Linked DNA regions of Homo sapiens: region 1 is linked to region 2. The links are chromatin loops, found by intact Hi-C in ENCODE. Cell type or tissue: PC-3. All regions are shown on one strand. Each heading gives the region's core, and the rest is flanking DNA. Links, peaks and the distances in the headings are about the cores only. Region 1 overlaps LOC107984239 (a long non-coding RNA gene). Region 2 has its middle 210 kb from the start of LINC02671.

Region 1 (4,413 bases), core at 239-4,238, 50 kb after region 2:
AAAAGTGGTAAACCCAACTTTAACATAATTAAGGGTGACACTGATATTTTATTCTTCAAAATCCTGAAGCCCAAACATTGAATCATCAGTGTGTGATGAAAGTTGTATTTTATTTAGCAGATTTTTCCTGGCCTCCCATGAGACAAGGGTAAAATAGCAAATTTATTTTCTAGTTGCTATAGTGCCTTTCAAACAGGTTGAGAAAGTAAGTTCTCACAGAATAAGCCAGTAATAAGTTACTGGCACTGTTCTTCTACTTGACTTAACAAACTTCCGATTAAATGAAACTGTACTCCAATACAATATCATACTAATTTTATTTCATATAATAAGACATAATGCTCCCCTCCCATCCCCCAGTTTACTCACAATAAATTCTGCTGTTCCAGAAAGGAACTAGTGGTCAAAATATATCTCACAAACACCATTTAAGTATATTAACTCATCCCCAAATTATTTCCTTAAATGAATATATTTATATTATTTGAGCAGTGGTTCTGTTGCATATAACTTGATACATGTTTCCTCATTTTTAAATATAGATAAAGATTTTATTTCAGGAAGGCAGGTTATGTGAACTGATAGCAATACTGATCATTGTGGTTTAAGAGTTCAAGGTTATTGAAAATTCCAATGAAATGGAGTATGAGAAGAAGCAACCACAACAATTTTTGTTTAAATTGTAGTAAAATACACACAACATGAAATTTTCCATCTTAACCATTTTCAAAGGTGTAGAGTTCCATAGTGTTAAGTATATTCACATTATTTTGTAACCAATCTCTGGAATGTTTTCATCTTGCAAAAATAAAACTATACCTATTAAACAACTATACCTATTAAGCAACTGCTCCCTTTTCCCCACCCCAGGCCTGGCAACCACCATTCTACTTTCTATCCATCTGATTAGTCTAGCACAGTGTCCTCCAGGTTCATCCATTGTTTTCACTGTTAGAATTGGGGCTTTCTTATGACTTTTCTGGTTTTGTTTTTGCCCACATACTTTATCTGAGAAAATAATTTTATACTTAAATTAAGTTTCTGGTAGTGGCTATTCTCAGCAATTATTTATGGTGACACTCTATTTGGTAAGCTCAGTATAGTATAGTTTTCCTATTTCTCTCTCTGTCTTTTTTCTTATTTACGGTATTTGTTTGCAATGATAAAATGGCTTTTCTAAGAAACAAACATTCCATTTAAGGCACTATCACCTCAAATCCTCTTTTAGCTAGACAATGAAAGAAATTGGGATAAAAATACATTTCAAAAGTAAAATTAAATATAGTCCCTTTATTCCATGGTGCATATGTGCCACATTTTCTTTATCCAGTCTAACATTGATGGGCATTTGGGTTGGTTCCAAGTCTTTGCTATTGTGAATAGTGCTGCAATAAACAAACATGTGCATGTGTCTTTATAGTAGAATGATTTATAATCCTTTGGGTATATACTTAATAATGGGATGACTGGGTCAAGTGGTATTTCTAGTTCTAGATCCTTGAGGAATTGCCCCACTGTCTTCCACAATGGTTGAACTAATTTACACTCCCACCAACAGTGTAAAAGTGTTCCTATTTCTCCACATCCTCTCCAGCATCTGTTGTTTCTTGACTTTTTAATGATCGCCATTCTAACTGGTATGAGATGGTATCTCATTGTGGTTTTGATTTGCATTTCTCTAACGACCAGTGATGATGAGCTTTTTTTTCATGTTTGTTGGCCACATAAATGTCTTTGGAATACTAAGCAGCCATAAAAAGAATGAGTTCATGTCCTTTGCAGGGACATAGATGAAGCTGGAAATCATCATTCTCAGCAAACTAACACAGGAGCAGAAAACCAAACACCGCATGTTCTCACTCATAGGTGGGAGTTGAACAATGAGAACATATGGGCACAGGGAGGGGAATATCACACACCAGGGCCTGTCAGAGGTAGGGGTCAAGGGGAGGGATAACATTAGGAGAAATACCTAATGTAGATGACAGGTTGGTGGGTGCAGCAAACCGCCATGGCACATGTATACCTATGTAACAAACCTGCACGTTCTGCACATGTATCCTAGAACTTAAAGTACAATAAAAAATAAATTTAAAAAAGTCCCTTTAGATTTGAAATAGTTTTAACTATGTTACAGTTAAATGTTTAAAAAAAAACAGCCTAGAGACTGTCTCTTTCAATGTACTCTCTTCCTTAAACTTACATTTTAATGTTGAGGATTTTTTTAGGCACTGCTAATTGCCCTCCAATCATGTATGAGAAGTATAAGAAGTAGAGTTATTGTTGTAGAACAGCTTAAGTTTGAAATCACTGGGAAGGCCTTGTTTTCTGGAAAGAGAAGAAAATGGAACAATTGAGTACAAAATGTATTTGGTACAAAGTAAGTATTCCCATAGCTTCGGGAAGTAGTATGGTGCAGAGGCAAGTTCTTGGGCTTTGAAGTATGCCAGATTTGGATGTGAATTCCATCTGTGAAAATTACCAGCTGGGTGCTGGGGGCTGCATCGCCACTACTCAATGTGATAGGAGGACTGATACTTATCTGTGAGTTGGTCGTCACAGGCCTGTAATAAGAACAAAAATTGAGCAGTGTACATTTTAACACTATTGATCAAATTGTCGTTTCTATGTCATCCCACTTACAATCAGTGGATTTGTCTCACTAAACAGGGTGTAAACTAGACCAAGTGTTGCTCAACTAGCCTGATGAGTCATAAGAGGCAAGAGCTGCATTTTAGTTATACGCAGGAGGACCAAGGGATGACATGATGTTTTAAAGTTGGTTTGTGAGGTGTAATTCAATAAAAATATGATAACATGTGTGTGCTCATTTATTTTACAGAAAATTTTAAGGTTTTATCAGATATATTTTAAATGTATAGCTTACCATTATTAGCTATTTAAGTAATCAAAATTTTAACCCTAATATAGAGACAGTAAAGATTTATAATAATTTTTTTGTAAAGTTGCGACACATTTTTTTGTTCAGTAGTAGTATATGAAATTGCAATAATGAAAGTTATTTCAAAGAAGGGCTAAAAAATTTTAATGCTAATTTACATATGGTAAAAGAAGATTAACTGGACATTTTTTGTCAAAAAATGACACATCTTTTATTTCAGTAGTATATTAAATAGTGATAATGGAAGTTTTTTTAAAAAGCAAAGACCAAAAAAAAGGTCAAACTAATTTTACTCGGAAGTATTATCTCTCATATATTGATTTCATTTTGTAGCTGTAATTGGTGATGAAATGATTAAAAAGTATGTTATTTGAGGAGATGAATTGGCTGCTGAAACGATTAAAGCATCAAACTTAAGGCCAATTATATACACAACATAAAGAGATGCATTCAAAACCACAGAATTATATGAAAGAAAAAGTGTTAAAATAGAAAGCTGACAACAGATGTTCAATATTTTGAATACAAACATTAGTGCTTGGCAGAATTTATATAACATGGCACTTCATTTTCCCAAGAATAAAAACACCATGTACAATTACTGAGAAACTAATGAATGATTGTAGCAAAGGGGTTTGTCTAGAAATGTTTCTGTAGCAAAGTAGTTGACTCAAGTACCGCTCTCCAACACTATACCTTGACACATTCAAGAATTAACTAATGATAGAGAAGACTAATAGAAAAAATGAACTTACCATAGTATTTTTTTATTGTAACCTGATAAATTCATAGCCCAACAAGGTAATTATTTTAGAACTTAAGCAACTTAAACATAATATTGATATGATAAACTCTAGCTCTAAATGCTAGCTCTAAATTGTGTACAACTATAAAAAATAATATTGTCAATAAATATGACTTCACATGCAAGGTTTATGTAGATCTATGTTCTGTGGGATAGTCACTTAGTCACAGTGTTTCATCACACACACAAAAAAATCTTGCCAAAAAATTAAAAAAAAAAAAAGAGCTCGTCAGCTCTCAACTATAAGTTGGCTTATATGTGAGTTATGCAAAGGTTAACATTTTAATTTTATGATAATACGGAAAATAATTATGAGTGCGTGGTATTGCATGTAGAAGTATGATGTTTAATTGAAAAAAATATTGGATTTAGAGTGATTGAAATACGGAACAAACTCTAAGTGATTCTTAAAGATAAATTAGTTTTGTCATAGTTTTTTTTTTAAGGAAGTGAAATGGACAGCCAAAATTGCTTATTGATCTGATATGCTTGGTATTTTTAATTATCTTATTACTTTCATGCAATAAAGAAATTTAATGTATATCAATAGCAGATAAAATTGAGGGCACACACAAAAGTTAAAAATTTGAAAAAAACAGTGTTTACAGATTGTAATGACATGTTCTAAAATTTGACACCAATTGTAAATGATGTGAATGATAATCTTGATATTGCATATTTGCAAAAAGTTTGTCAATGAACATTT
Region 2 (4,413 bases), core at 229-4,228:
TATGTTTTTCAAGAAAGGGGAAATCTTAAATACATCATGAATCCATTTTTTATGCTGGCTTTTTTAGGATTATCTACTTCCTCATTTTTATTTTATATCACTAATGTCACAGTAACTTTGAAACAGAAACAAAATAACCAAGCACCATATATAATTTATCTAGAGTTTTTAGATAATCATATCCATAATAACTAAATTTTAGTGCTTAGTATTTATCAGATACTATGTTTAGTGACTTGCCTCTATTATATCTTATAGTCTTCACAAAACCTCTATAATGTGCAAGTATCAGTGTTTCTATTCCTATCATGCAGAACAAGGACTAGCAGGTTGGGACTTTGTCTAAGGAATGCAAAGACAGTTTAATGGGAAAGTAATGATTTAACATTAAGACCACATGATTAAACCCAAACAAACAAAAAATAAGAGCTGGGTATACTTTAAAGGAGAGTACAAAAAAATAGTGATTATCAGCAAATGAATAAAAATCCTTTTTCCTACTAGCATTTTATATAGGTATAAATAATGTGTTTGCCTCAGGTGGAGAAGAGGTTGAAAAATCAAAAAGTCTTCCTGTGAAACTGAGGGTGGCCTATGGGACTTTAAGAAGAAGGAGCATATGACTTGATGAGGTTGAGAGGATTTTTTTCTTCCCATCACCAAGACCAAATATATGCTTTTCTTGGGGATCAGCCTAGGGGAAGGAACAAGCTTCTGACACTAATGAGATTTTGTGTGAGTCTGGGAGAAGATGGAAATTAGCCTATGCATGGCATTCTGGGAAAACTTGAAGGTTGTATGGAAAAATGAGCACATCTAAAAGATGCTTGGAAGCTCCCAAAGGAAGGAAGCATCTGTGTTTGGGTGAAGCTAATGGATTATGCAGCTCAGGCTTCTGTGCCACTATGTATTCTATACCCACAACATTTAATATCTGTATTAATAATTTTTTAGGTTCATTAAACTTCTTAATATAATGTTATATAAATTTATTCTATAAATCAGATGTTTTAAAGAATACCAATTTAAAAGTGGTGAAAATATACCACACGTTATTAATTGACAAAACTAATTACCTGGACAAATTCGTGTAAATGAATGTATTCACCTGAGTGCTATGTAACTATTAGTAAAAAGTACTTAACTGCTGCCTCTGCAAATGCCCCAGATCCCTACTTGAAATTCAGCTATTACCAATTCATTTTAAAAGGGTCTGTCTCCTTCTAATATGTTTGGCACATGCTGGCTGCCTGCATTACTTATGCATCCAGGAAAGCATATGCGTCTATACTTAGACGTTGCATTAACCATGTTTCATGCTTCTGCAAACTTGATGCTTTACTATCTGCCCTGCATGCACATGCTGGACATTCCTTGTTATGAACAACTTGTTGCTACATCTGAGTCACCTACCCTTGGCCTCTTTCCACCTCATCACCCCTCCCCTCTGACCCCACTTAATGGAGTCCTCCTCCTAGGGGTGCCTTTTTCAAATATAAGCCAAGTAATCCAGAACCTATACACCAACCACTTAATTTATCTAGATCTCACTGGGCCACTATCTTCCTGCCCTGATTACCCCAAGGTTGGGTACCAGGCAACTAAGGACAGCCACCATGCCCTAGAGCCTGTTGAAATTATTCCAGCTAGCCATTCCTAAACCTGCTTCCTCTGCCTCTCCAGTTTCTTCTCGCAGAAACCACAAAACAGGCTCTTGCTCATAGTTACTTGCTCTCCTTCTACCTTCTCCTGACTGGCTTTTGTGCTTCCCATGTGCCCTATACTCCCTCCCACTCCCCCACCTTGGTGACATGCCATGTCCTCCTGGGAACTGTGAGTAACAAACTGTCTTTTCAATAGGAGTGTTTCTTGATCTGTTGTCTTTAAGATACCTCACATTTTCTATGAATACACTGTATTTTAAAATAGCTATGTAATAGTTTTTCCTCTAGACTCTCCATCATTTTTGATTGATTTTTGCATTCTCTGTGTCATTCACATTTTTCTGATGTATTGTGGTGAAGGGTAGGACATGCAAGACTCCATTTTTGGGAAAAGTTCACATTTTGAGTTGAAAATTTCATTTAGAGAATTGTAGGATTACATGAACTTGTGAGGAATAATACAGTGACATCCGTGAACCCATTATCCAGTTTCCCTCAGTGCTAACACTTGCAAAACTAGAGTACACGATCACAAACAGCATATTGACTTTCATACAAACCCTGATCTTACTTTCTTTTTGTAAAAATGTAGTTGTTGATCATTACCCTAGATAAAAGCAGATATCCCAGTATGGAAGATAGGTCAGTTCCTGTGAAAACAGCTACTTCCTTCTCCTCTCTTCTCATGACAATTTTTATAGCAGATCAGATATATTTGTATTTAACACTTATAAGTTTGGTATCTTGACCAACATGCATTTCTGCAATTATAGCAACTCACGTTGTTAGTATAAAATCATTGTTGTATGATTACAAGAGAACGTACTTAGTGAAACCATAACTTGGACATTTATGCTTTACCCTCTAGATTACAAGGTCTTCACATTCCTGAATATTCAGTATATGAAGTTATCAAAGCAATTTTGGAATCTTTATCCCAGTAGTAAAAATATGATGTCAGACATTTACACACCACTTTATCTTTGCTAGGTGTCTTCCAGCAAGGTTTATGTATAACAACTTACCGTTATACATAAACCTCTTATTGACTTTCCACAAGGCCCTACATGAGTAGTTACTATTGACTTTCCACAAAGCCCTACATGAGTTAGTTACTATTATTTTTCAAACTTTGCAGGTAAGTAAATTGAAGCAGACAGACATTAATTAAATGTTTCCAAGGTTACAGTATTATAGCTGGTACATAAAGAACCAGGATTTGAATCCAGGCATTTTGGTTCCAGTGTCTGTGTTTATAACAGTTATTCTAAATTGCCTTTCCCATCATAGGGAAGATTTTCATATTGTGACCCTGAACTAGCTACTCTTCTTTGCTTACATTTAACTAATTAGTCCCCTCAACAATCCTAGAAGATGTGTATTTTATTATTATTATTATCTTCATTTTATAGATGGGGAAAGCGAGGCACAGAGAAGTTAAGTAACTGGGTTATAGCCATATAGCTGGCAAATGATACAGTTAGAATTTGAATTTGGTTATTGTTTCTAGACTTCCTATGCTTAACCACTGTTACAAATTAGTACTACCATATCAGAGAGTGTCTAGCAGGCATGACTTTGGTATGAAAGCCTTTACTATAAATTTGGATGATTAGAGACCCTTAACCTGATTCCCTTTAGTCACCAGATAACAAGACAATACTAAGTTAATTGTTAATTTTATTTGTACAGAATCTATTAAGAGTCCAAGATGAGCTTACATTTCATATCACATTCATTAATGAATAAGAGAGATTTGAACAATGCAGTTCTTCTGCATAGCCTTATTCTGAAATAAACTTTGTAATAGAAGATTATTTCCATCTAGTAGGTCCTTCTTATGGGGTTATGTATATGGAAATCTAATGGTTACAGAACAATCTTTGGTTATAATCTTTAGAGGTATAATCCTAGCATTTGAGTTTAACTGACAGCATGCAAGATTCCTTATCTTGTAGGGTGGAGTTTAGAGGAAGCTTCACGTCTAACAGAGGAGACCCAGACACACTACTTTCTTGGTCTATGCAGTTGGTTATGTAACTATTGAAAATTAGCCTTACAGGATTTAATGGTGAATATGTGAATTGAACTACTATGTAGAAAGACTAAATTTTCAAAACTATATTCAGGCATATTTTAAATTAATGTATTGACATTGACTGGAGACGAATTTCAACTTTAGGTATTTGTCCCCACCTTCTCAATTTGTGACTTTTTACGAAGTGTTTTGAGATCTTGAGTACATATCTGATTCAATCTAAACATAGTGCTGCCCATGCTGACTGGAATTCCAGAAGGAGAGAGAGAAGAAAACTGATACTAATTTTGTAACCCAAACTATACTCAGAATTTAACATTCAAAACAAATTTCTCAGCCAGGTGTGGTGGCTCACAGCTGTAATCCCAGCACTTTGGGAGGCTGAGGCGGGTGGATCACTCGAGGCCAGGAGTTCAAGACCAGCCCTGCCAACATGGCAAAACCCTGTCTCTACTAAAATACGAAAATACTAAAAATACGAAAATTAGCCGGCATGGTTGTGCATGCCTATAGTCTCAGCTACTAGGGAGGATGAGGCAGGATAATTGCTTAAACTCTGGAGGCGGAGGCTACAGTGAGTCAAGATCATGCGTCTGCGCTCCAGCCTGGGTGAAAGAGTGAGACTCTGTTTCAGAAACAACAATAACAACAACAACAGCAACAACAACAAATTTCTATCTCCTTAGGGACTTTGTTATCAGTATTGTACCC

Evidence for each region. Hi-C counts contacts between places; a loop is a spot of excess contacts. Peaks named below come from ENCODE experiments on the same cell type or tissue, not always from the same donor. Only the 100,000 strongest peaks of a DNase experiment are listed, where the experiment ranks them.
Region 1: it touches region 2 in a loop (3-fold over the local background); 1 of 110 quality-filtered maps calls a loop at or near these places.

Annotation. Positions count from the first base shown.
Region 1 is chr10:64,757,871-64,762,283 of GRCh38, forward strand. The region is part of intron 2 of LOC107984239 (a long non-coding RNA gene); the gene reads left to right. Among named protein-coding and RNA genes, the nearest start is that of LINC02671, 160 kb to the right of the region's middle. In PC-3, for the core only: no CTCF peak of the experiment used is centred there; a DNase peak (open chromatin) is centred at 2,701.
Region 2 is chr10:64,707,759-64,712,171 of GRCh38, forward strand. No RefSeq gene overlaps it. Among named protein-coding and RNA genes, the nearest start is that of LINC02671, 210 kb to the right of the region's middle. In PC-3, for the core only: no CTCF peak of the experiment used is centred there; DNase peaks (open chromatin) are centred at 1,383 and 1,753.